Linked DNA regions of Homo sapiens: region 1 is linked to region 2. A link is a loop called in an ENCODE intact Hi-C map of the cell type or tissue named here. Cell type or tissue: gastrocnemius medialis. All regions are shown on one strand. Links, peaks and the distances in the headings refer to the core of each region. The heading gives the core; the rest is flanking DNA.

Evidence for each region. A loop is a pair of places that touch in the nucleus more often than their neighbours do. Peaks named below come from ENCODE experiments on the same cell type or tissue, not always from the same donor. Only the 100,000 strongest peaks of a DNase experiment are listed, where the experiment ranks them.
Region 1: it touches region 2 in a loop (3-fold over the local background); 2 of 110 quality-filtered maps call a loop at or near these places.

What each region holds. Positions count from the first base shown.
Region 1 is chr2:46,906,394-46,913,323 of GRCh38, forward strand. MCFD2 (multiple coagulation factor deficiency 2, ER cargo receptor complex subunit) reads right to left here. Exons shown (of 4, transcript NM_139279.6): 2 at 2,630-2,784; 3 at 1,417-1,576. The coding sequence starts at 2,778. It overlaps MCFD2-AS1 (MCFD2 antisense RNA 1), which reads left to right. Exons shown (of 2, transcript NR_199007.1): 2 at 491-2,285. Among named protein-coding and RNA genes, the nearest start is that of MCFD2, 5.9 kb to the right of the region's middle. In gastrocnemius medialis, for the core only: no CTCF peak of the experiment used is centred there; a DNase peak (open chromatin) is centred at 3,478; H3K27ac peaks cover 3,150 bases.
Region 2 is chr2:47,052,952-47,056,951 of GRCh38, forward strand. All of the region lies in intron 18 of TTC7A (tetratricopeptide repeat domain 7A), which reads left to right. Among named protein-coding and RNA genes, the nearest start is that of STPG4, 100 kb to the right of the region's middle. RefSeq lists an enhancer at 2,649-3,597. In gastrocnemius medialis, for the core only: no CTCF peak of the experiment used is centred there; DNase peaks (open chromatin) are centred at 1,350 and 2,130; H3K27ac peaks cover 4,000 bases.

The DNA.
Region 1 (6,930 bases), core at 1,415-5,414, 150 kb before region 2:
CCTGGCTAACTTTGCCTTGCTTCCTCTCTATAGAGGGCAGTGTGGCAGAAGGGGAATGACATTAAATGTGGAGGCACGAGGATTTTTTTTTTTTTTTTTTTTTTTTTTTTGAGACAGGGTCTGACTCTGTCACCCAGGCTGGAGTCCAGTAGCACGATCACAGCTCACTGCAGCCTCGACCTCCCAGGCTCAGGTGTTCCTCCCCACTACCCTCCCACCCCGTCACCCCAGCAGCTGGGATTACAGGCAAGCATCACTATGTCCAGCTAATTTTTGTAGAGACGGGATATCACCATGCTGCCCAGGTTGGTCTTGAACTCCTGGGCTCAAGCGATCCTCCTGCCTCAACCTCCCAAAGTGCTGGGATAATAGGCATGAGCCACTGTGCTTAGCCTGGCACAAGATCTTGATTTCAGTGTCTTCACCTAGAAAATGGGAGGGTTTTGTTTGTTTTTTGTTTTCTGAGACAGGATCTCGCTCTATTGCCCAGGCTGGAATTCAGTGGCAACATCGCAGCTTGCCACAGCCTCAACCTCTCAGGTTCAAGTGATCCTCCTACTTCAGCATCATGAGTAGCTGGGACTACAGGCATGCACCACTGAAAATGGAAGTATTAACAATGCCTGCCACTGCCTACTCAAGATGTTGCAAAGATCCAACGAGATCTCTAACCTACTTGAAAGGGCTTCAGAAACTTTGGAGCACCATACAGTATCACACAAGCCCTCAATTACTGCCACGTCCCTGAATCCCTTGGTGTCAATTCACCATTAAACAACTTCTCCCTTGCTCTGCAGTTTGAATACGGTCTGTCTTTTAGGCACTGATTCTCATACTCTGGTGTGTAACAGAAATGCCTGTAGCACTTAAAGATACAAATGCCCAGCCCTGGGACTTCTGCCTCAGCAAGTTATCCTTTGCGGGAAGGATCGTTGGACAGAAAGAGGCAGAACACAGAAGAGAAAGAAGCAGCAGCACCTTTTTTTTTCTTTTCTTTTTTTCTCTTTTTGAGACAAGGCCTCACTCTGTTGCCCAGGCTGAAGTGCGGTGGCATGATTATGGCTCACTATAGCCTCGACATCCTGGACTCAAGCAATCCTCCCACCTTAGCCTCCTGAGTACGTAGAACTACGGGCATGCACTACCAGGCCTGGCTAATTTTTTAATTTTTGTTTTGTTTGTTTTGTAGAGACAGGGTCTCACTATATTGCCAAGGCTGGTCTTGAACTCCTGGCTCAAGTGATCCTTCCACTTTGGCCTCCCAAAGTGCTGGGATTACAGATGCGAGCCATCATGCCCAGTGGAGAAGCAGCACTCTTGGCACATAAGGACAACACAAGTCAACAAGACTGGGGACCAAATTAACAAAGGGAAGCCTTTCTGTGATACAGTCCCCCAAGCCACTGCCAGACCTACCTCCTTATGGACATGAGTGATGGCTGTGGAGAGTTCTAAGCCATCAAGCAAATTATTGCCATCATAATCATGCATTTTGAAGTAATGGAGCTGCAATTCTTGTGGCGACATCTCCGCCTCTGGTTTGTTGATGACACCTTCTAGATGCTCCATGATATGCCTAAAAATCAACAGTCAGGTTCAGGCCAATTGACAGATACTGGGATCATGCTGAAATCTTAAGGACTCTGAAAAGTTCAAGATCTTAAACTTCCTCCAGCTCAGAAAAACAAACACCAGCAGTGGCAGACCACACTCAAGGATTACACAGAGATAGACAAGGCCTTGAGAGGAGCAGGAAAAGTCAAATAGACCATCTGTTATGCTGGCAGGATTAGGGTATTCTTTCCTCTTTATTATTAGAATTTTGTTATAACATTTTCAGGCCATCAATTTAAAAATATGTCCTTTAAAACTTTTTTTTTTTTTTGAGACAGGGTCTCACTCTGCCACCCAGGCTGGAGTGCAGGAGCGTGATCTTGGCTCATTGTAGCCTCAACTTCCCAAGCTCAGTTGATTCTCCCACTTCAGCCCCCCAAGTAGCTGGGACCATAGGCATGTACTGCCACATCCAGCTAATTTTTTGCAATTTTTTAGTAGAGACAGGTTTTCCCTATATTGCCTAGGCTGGTCTCGAATTCCTGGGCTCAAGTAATCCACCTGCCTCAGCCTCCCAAAGCACTGGGATTACAGGTGTGAGCCACTGCACCCAGCCTTAAAAACAAAGGATAACCGAGTATAATGCGTGAGGCTAACTGGCCCAAGACAAAAGCTGCAACAAATGATTCAATGTTTGAATGTGTTGATTTAAAAAAGGTCTTGTTATAGTCAAGAAACCTTAGCTATTTTCTGGATTCTGCTACTATGACTGTGTATGTGTACCTGTGTGTCTATTTGTATGTGTGTGTGTCTGTCTGTGGTGAAAAAAAGGAGAGACCGGATTCAGACAAGTAATGTGCCCCATTTGGGCCTAAAGATCTTCCACCTGTGATACAATGATGAAAAAAGAATACCTGACTTATAGGTGGCAATAAGGAATAAGAATCATCCTTGAAGAATGTCAAGGAGCCATAGAAACAGGAAGAAGGAAAGGAGGACTGAGCATGCCCTTGCCGCTGGCTCAGCTGCAGATGATGGGGAGGCCACTGGACCACAGCCCGGGCTGAATACGTACTCTTGGTCGTGCACTGTGTTCTTATCCAGGCCCATGCTGCCGGGTTGGGAGAAGCTGGCTGCAGGCTCCTCAGCCCTGGCGCCTGGGGCACAAAAGGCCCAGAGCAGGCCACACAGGAAGGGGGTTCTGAGCAGGGATCTCATGGTCATCAATATCTGTGAGATGGGAAACACAGAAGAGGAAGGCAGAGCATCAGAGCAAAGGTTTCGTTCAGGGCTTGACATGGTATGATCCTGGGAAACCTGATGAAGCAGTAAGGTTAGGAAGAGAGCTTGTCAAACACGGCCCAATGCCAGCTCTGCTTTGAGACTGTGGGATGACCCTGGGCACTCCAAGTCACTCAAATGGCAGGGGAAGGCTCACGAGGTTTCCTGAAGTGCCTGCAGAGTGCCAAGCAACACGTGAAAGCTTGAAGGGACTGGAAGATTATTCTTGCCTCCCAGAAGTTATGGTCCCCTGAAAGAAATATTTTCTATCAAGAGCACCAGGAAAGGCAGCCAGCAAGTTATATCAGATTATCAGAGAAAGCGAAAACCCTCTAGGAGTTCAGGGGAAGAAATCTCCTCCGAGTGGAGGAAAATCAGAGAAGGCTGATAGAGCTGGTGACACTTCAGCTGGGCCTGGACAGATATGCAGGGACTGAAGGACCACAGGAATGGTGGGAGCAGAGTGGCAGGTGCCCACAAGCGGGAAAGAAACTACAAGTAGTTCAGCTGGGCTGCAGCCTAGAGGGTAGGAAGCAGACAGGACAGAGGTGGCTCCAAGGCCTAGACAGGCTGTACTGGACAGGGCTTTGCACACTAGGCCAGGGCTTGACATCTCCTGCAGAGAAAGACAGGAGAGTCACTTACAATTCATGAATGGGAGGTGAGATCAGAGCTTGGTTTCAGAATGACTCATCTGGCAGCACAGTGGGGAAGGCATGAAGTGGCAAAAGCAAGACTAGAGGCAGGAGCATGGTAGCCAAGGGAGTGGTAAGGCGGGTCAGATCAAGGTCTGCGGCAGCGGACAAGGTTCTGTACCTCCTGGGTGGTAACAGTGGCAAGTAACTACAGTGAGCGGGCACTGGAAAGAAAAGTTACAGAGAAATCAGGATGCCATCAGGAACTCCCAGGGTTTGGCCACACTTGGAATTGTGGTCAATAAGATGACAGTCAGCTACAGAGCAAGCTCTTGGAGGGCAGGGAGAACTTTAACCCCACCAGTATTACCCGCCAAGGGTCAGGCAGGCCTTTAATAATTGTTGATTCAATGGAAAGTCTTGGTCTGTCCTAGGGCTGACAGACTGACCTCAAAAAGGAAGGTGAAGGACAGCCAGGTGACCTACATACAAAAACAAAAGACCTGACCGAACACTCACTTCCCAACAGGCAAAACAGATTCTGCTAGATAACAAGGCCAGGGATTTCTAACAGGTCAATTGTAGTCCACAGCCCCAAACCAGCAGTGGTAAAGACAAACCATAAGGCACTGGTCATCCCCTTTACATGCTACACACAGGGCTCAGCTCAGAAGCTGTAGCTGTCTTTGTGCCTGGGGCTGAGAGGTAGAGGTGTTATAGTCCCTCTTACCCATCCTAAAAGGCTCTCAGGGCAGAACCCTGAAAGTGTGAGTATGCCACCCTACAACACTTAGAAAAATTTCCCAAATCCGTTTTTCCCATTACCAGTATTGCTTCCCATGGCCCCCTCCTTAAAGGGGACAATAGTCACTGGGATGTCTAACTTCCAGGATAGGCCAGGCATGGTGGTTCATACCTGTAATCCCAGCACTTTGGGAGGCTGAGGCAGGAGGATCACTTGAGGCCAGGAGTTTGAGATCAGCCTAGACAACACAGTCAGACCCCCATCTCTACAAAAAATAAAAAATTAGCTGAGCGTAGCAGTGCACCCCTATAGTCCCAGCCACTCAGGAGGCTGAGATAGGAAGATTGCTTGAGCCCAGGAGTTCAAGGCTGAAGTACACTCCAGCCTGGGTAACAGAGTGAGACCCTGTCCTCCACCACCAAAAAAAGGAAGAAACTTCCAGGGTGCTAAAAAGCACCTAGAATCTAGTCTACTTCTAAACAGTGACATCAAAATGCAATCTGTCTCAGACCTTTTATTTTTTAATTTTTATTTTTTTGAGACAGAGTCTTGTTCTTTCGCCAGGCTGGAGTGCAGTGGCGCAATCTTGGCTCACTGCAACCTCCGCTTCCCAGGTTCAAGCAATTCTCCTGCCTCAGCCTCCCGAGTAGCTGGGATTACAGGTGCATGTCACCACGTCCAGCTAATTTTTGTGTTTTTAGTAGAGACAGGGTTTCACCATCTTGGCCAGGCTGATCTCGAACTCCAGACCTCAGGTGATCCACCCGCCTCGGCCTCCCAAAGTGCTGGGGTTACAGGCATGAGCCACCGTGCCCGGCCACCTCAGACCTTTTATATCTGTAGTTTAAAAAAAAAAAAAAGCAATATGTCATACTTAATAGGAAAGAATGCTCAATATATATTGAATGAAAAAGAACAGGCTGCAAAAAAGCAATAAAGAATAATACACTTTTGTAAAATAAAAATGTGTATTTCCTACACAAACTAATAACAAAGATTATCTTGAGACATGAGATTAGAATTGTGATTTTCAGCCGGCATGGTGGCTCGTGCCTGTAATCCCAGCACTTTGGGAGGCCGAGGCGGGCAGATCACGAGGTCAGGAGATCGAGACCACCCTGGCTAACACGGTGAAATCCCGTTTCTACTAAAAATACAAAAATAAAAATTAGCCAGGCGTGGTGGCGGGCACCTGTAGTCCCAGCTACTTGGGAGGCTGCGGCAGGAGAATGGCATGAACCCGGAGGTGGAGCCTGCAGTGAGCCGAGATCTGCTACCATTTTTTATGAATATGTATTCAATGTAATCTATCCCATAATTTTGTCCCAATACTATATGGATCGGATACAAAAGGAGTTTCCGGTTAATTCTTATCTCCACAAAATAATTCAGAAACAGTCAGAAACTACACTTCCAATTTTACCAAATAAAAGTGCCCAGACCTTGGCCAGGGACAGTGGCTCACATCTATGATCCCAACACTTCGGGAGGCCGAGGCAAGTGGATCACTTGAGGTCAGGAGTTTGAGACCAGCCTGGCCAATGTGGCAAAATGCGTCTCTACTAAAAATACAAAAAAAAATTTGCTGGGCATGGTGGCGTGCACCTGTAATCCCAGCTATTTGGGAGGCTGAGGCACAAGAATTGCTTGAACCCGGGAGGCAGAGATTGCAGTGAGCCAAGATCACACCACTGCACTCCAGCCTGGGCAAGAGAGTGAGACTGTCTCAAAAAAATTTTTTAAACGTGTCCAGACCCTGACAAGGCCACTGCCACTGTACCTGGTACCACAAAACAAGGTTTCAGGTTACTCCTAGCAGTGACTGCCTAGGCCATAGCAGAACAACTTGTTCTGACCACACATCTTAGAGTTCTGGGACAGGAAGGATCAGAGAAGGGAATCAAGCTCCTCCCAAGCCTTTCAGACTCATTTACATCAAATGTCTCTTTCTCCAGTGAGGTCTTTTCAATTCCAAGTCTGGTGTAGGTATTCGTCCTGCAGGCTCCCAAGTGCTTCCCTTCAGAAGGCTCCCGTCCACAGCTGATGACAGCTGCAAATTAATTCTTTTTTTTCTTTTGTTTTCTTGTGTGTGAATGAATTCTTGAAAAACTGCCTGATTACTTGTCAGTGCCCCTTGCTGGATGGGCTTTAAGAGGACTTGGACTGAATCCACATTCCCAGTATCAGGCACAGTGCCTGGAACAGAAGCTGCTGGTTCTTAGCCTGTGTGCCATGGTCCTTGGGGAGCTGGGGGGATTACCACCTTTGCAGATATGCTGCCAATTTTTAATGTCACTGTAACTGAAGATGAAACTTTTCTTTTGGAGATATCTATCATGGAACTCATGGCACCATTTCCTCCAACTATGTGATTGGATGCTTAGTATATCAATTTGGTGTGTGTGTGTTGGGGGTGGGGGAAATTCTATTTAGATAACACCAAAAAGCAACCAAGTGATTAATCATGTAGTAACTATGAGTCCAAAATATCCCTTCTTTAAGGGAGGTGGGATAAAGGCCAAGAATCACTGATTTTGAACTTGTCTCATTTTGGTTTGCTGTTGCAGGTTTCTAATCATTGGAATGCAACAAAAGCCAAATCGATAAACATAAAGAAAAAAAATTCCTCCAAGTGGTACACTGAAAACAGGGAATCGGGCTGGGCATGGTGGCTTATGCCTGTAATCTCAATACTTTGAGAGGCTGAGGCAAGTG
Region 2 (4,000 bases), core at 1-4,000:
GTCAGAGTCCGAATATGCTTGTTAGCTGAGAATCTAAGGTTTCCCACTGCATGTTCCTCACATACGGCACATTAGTATGCAGTACGCCCCCACTCTCCCCACTGTAGGTTCTGAATCTGCAAAAAACATTGGATAGGATTCACAGGAAGGCTAGACATGGGAGCACTTTAACAATGCAGAAACTGTCCCAGTTAGCATCTCGGGGTCCCTTCGGATGCTGGGGGTGGGCGGAGGCTGCACTTGCTCCACAGTCAGCTTGTTGGGTTTTAAGTAGGAAGAGGGATGTTGAAAAATCCAGAGGAATAATAAACAAGGCCTCGCCTTAGGCAAAGGTTCCCGTCGTCTTCTAAGATTCTAATGACTTCTAAGACTAAAATAATGACTTCCAACTTCCAAGGGGCCGCATGGAGCCCCAGCCCCCACAGCTTCGCACCCATGATGGGGGCTTCACCAGCTTTAAGGAATGCAGCGTAACACAGTGATCAGATTCTGCAGTTGTGGGTTGCCTGTACCAGAGCTCCCAGGCCTTTGTTTGAATGATTTGCCTTGGTTTTGGTGGGCGGGTTTTTGGTGGGTTTTTTTGTTTGTTTGTTTGGTTGGTTGGTTGGTTGGTTGGTTGGTTGGTTGGTTGGTTTTTTGAGGCAGAGTCTCACTCTGTGGCCCAGGCTGGAGTGCAGTGGTGCAATCTCAGCTCACTGCAACCTCCACCTCCCAGGTTCAAGTGATTCTCCCACCTCAGCCTCCTGAGTAGCTGGGACTACAGGTGTGTGCCACCGTGCCCGGCTAATTTTTTTTGTATTTTTAGTACAGACAGGGTTTCACCATGTTGGCCACACTGGTTTCGAACTCCTCACCTCAGTGATCTGCCCGCCGTGGCCCACCAAAGTGCTGGGATTACAGGCGTGAGCCACTGCGCCCGGCCTGATTTGTCTTGTTTGTTTACTACCATCATCACAAGCTTGCTTGCAGTTCTCAGGTTGTATATTGCTTTATACTAGGGATGTTAGCATGTGCTGATAACTCCAAGTAAGGTTAAAGGCCCTCCTGAAGCCAGTAATTAGACTTGGGAATGTCAAGAGAAACACATGCCTTTCAGTCATTTGCACATGAGCCTTTCTTCTTTGGTCATTGTCTTAGATATTCACTCCACAGAAGAGAACTCCGAGAACAGCATCTGAATGCTTTGAATGTGGCGCTGCATCAGGGTCAGGCAGTGTAGTATTAGGAGACCAGTTTGGGTGCATGTAGCAGATCCAAAATAGCAGTGTCTTGCACAAGGTGGGTGCTTATTTCTTTCTCATGTAACAGTTTACAGTTTACAGATGACAGCCTTGACTGGGACAGCGACTCTTCTGTCCCTAGGGTATCACTGTCGTCCATGTGGTCCAGGATGGCTCTCTGCCACATTCACATTCCAAGGCAAACGATTTACAAGGAAGAAAGGCACCCCCTTCCCTATAAGGACATGTCCTGGAATTGGCACACATCACCTCCCCTCATGATCCATTGGCCAGAACTTAGTTATTTGACTGCCCCTAACTGCCGAGGGCTCTGGCAGATGTCATTATTCTGGGTGTCCCATTAAAAGTCAGGGGATCAGGCCGGGTGCGGTGGCTCATGCCCGTAATCCGAGCACTTTGGGAGGCCGAGGCAGGCAGACGACTTGAGCCCAGGAGTTCAAGACCAACCCAGGCAACATGGTAAAACCCCATCTCTACTAAAAATACAAAAAAATTATCTGGGCATGGTGGTGCATGCCTGTAGTCCCAGCTGCTCTGGAGGCTGAGGTGGGAGGATCACTTGAGCCTAGGAAGTCGAGGCTGCAGTGAACTGAGACTGTGCCACTGCATGCCAGCCTGGGCAATGGGAGTGAGACCCTGTCTCAAAAAAAAAAAAAAAGTCAGGGGATCTATCCTGCTAGAAGAAGGGGAGAATACACTGGTGACTGGTGCACAACCGCCACGGCCAGGAAAGGAACATGAGAAGGTGTCCTAGTTCTTTCATTCTGAGCATGAGAGAATTCCAGGGTAATTTGCACCCCCTGAGCCCTCTCCCCTCCCCTGGCTGCCATCATCACTAGCAAGCATCTACCAAGCACCTGTTGAATGGAGGGCTGCCAGGACCAGATCACCAGGGCAATGATCTCCCTAAACCGCCTCCCCCACCTGACCCAGGCTAAGAATACAATCAGCATCCCCCCGCCAAACCCTGCCTAATGACTCCACCAGCTGCAGCAAATTTGCAGGAAGGGAAAAAGATGCCTTGATCATTTTGGAAGGAGCTAATCCCCCTGGTTTGGTTCAAGATAAATTGCATCCCAATCTGTATGGCAGTAAGTTCCATCGTGAATTCACTCTTTGGTTGAATTCAAAGAGACTGTCGTAGCCTTCCTCTCTCAACTCTTGCCCTCCTCTCCTCCCTTCTTCAAGCCTCCTTCCAATTCCAGTCCAGTGCGAGAAGCTGATGAATGGTACCCACTTGAGAGACGGGCTGCAGGGCAATGCCTCTTGGGCAGCGGGTCTGTGTGAGAGTGGGAGAGGCACAGAGTCCCATAGATGCTCCAGGATCTGAGTGTTGAGAGAGGTGCTTTCCCTAAAAGCAAGAACTACCCCTTCATCCCCCATGACCCCCATGATCCCAGGTCACGGCTCTGGGAGCTGACAGTGGGCCAGAGCAGGAGACGCATGTAGGGAGAGTGCCCCTACCCTGGAGGTCCAAGGGCTCATGGGTAGCTCTGGGCTTTCTCCAGGTTTAGGGGAAGCTGGCCTGAGTCTCAGCTCCCCAGTGCCAGACTCCTGTGGTCTGGTGCCGGTGCTCTGGCCCGCAGTTGGAGGCCACCCCAGGTGTCTCCTGGGCAGACTTGGGGGGCTGGGGTGGGGTGGCCAGCGCTGTGGCTGAAGCGGGTGTTTATGATGAAGCCATAGTCCAGGGAGAAGCTGGCGCTCACCCTTGGTCCTACATGCTCCTCTACTCTTTGTCATCCTTCCTGCCCCCCTCCTGTCTTCATTCAGTGCCTTCTTCCCACGTCCTCCTCTTCCCTGGCTCCAGCTTTTTCTTCCCTCCTCCCAGCTTCCCGAGTCAGCGAGGCCACTCTCAGGACAGGCCCATGCAGCCCCTGACTGCCTTGTGCCCTCTAGGTCCCAGGGATGGAGGGTCTCAGACCAACCTGAGAACTCCCTGGAGACCTTTGGATTCCCTGTGTTGGCCTGGGCGTTCTCCATTCTAGTCCCCTTGATCTTCACTCTCCTTCCTCCCTTGCCCTCTCCCCACCTTCCTTCTTTTTCTGGGCATTTATATGCTCTGAGTGTCTGATGCTTATTTCCTTTGGGTCACCCAAATGGCCCCCACTGAGGGTCAAGGCTAGCCATGGTGAATTCTTTTGGGGGGACTAACCTATTTCTCTCCTGCCCTGTGGCTCACCTCTCTGAAGTCTGGGGGAGGGTCTCTGTAGGAAGCACACTCACCTGGAGAAGCCCTAAGAGGCCTTGGGGGTGGGCCCAGGCTCTCTGTACCCTGCTCATTAGCACAGGGCCAGCCTGCGGGCAAGGCCCTCCCTGCAAAGGGGGTGTGGAAATAGCCCATGGAAAGTGGGCCCATCCCCCTGCCCGGGGTGGGAGAGCCTCGGCTTTGGCAGGAAGACTGGAACCAGCTCTGGGTGCAGGGTTAGACCAGGATGCCTCAAAAAAATAATAAAAGGGCCTCTTGCAAAGCTCCAGGGAACAGATGTTTTCCATTTGTAGCCTGCCGAGAGAAAGCACAGAGGAGAGGGGGTGGAGAGAGATGGAGGGAAGAGGAGGAAAACCGGAGACAGACAAGCAAGAGAAGAGGTCAGGGGGTAGGCAGGAGGATGATGAGAGCAGAGGGAAAATCAGAAAGGGGAAGACAGCATGAAGGAATGGAGGGGCCCCTTGACGCTGAGGGTGCAGCAGGGGCACCGTGTGCCCAAATCTCTGACCCCTCCCCCCCATCCAGCCCCGTGTGCTGGATGATGACCTCGACA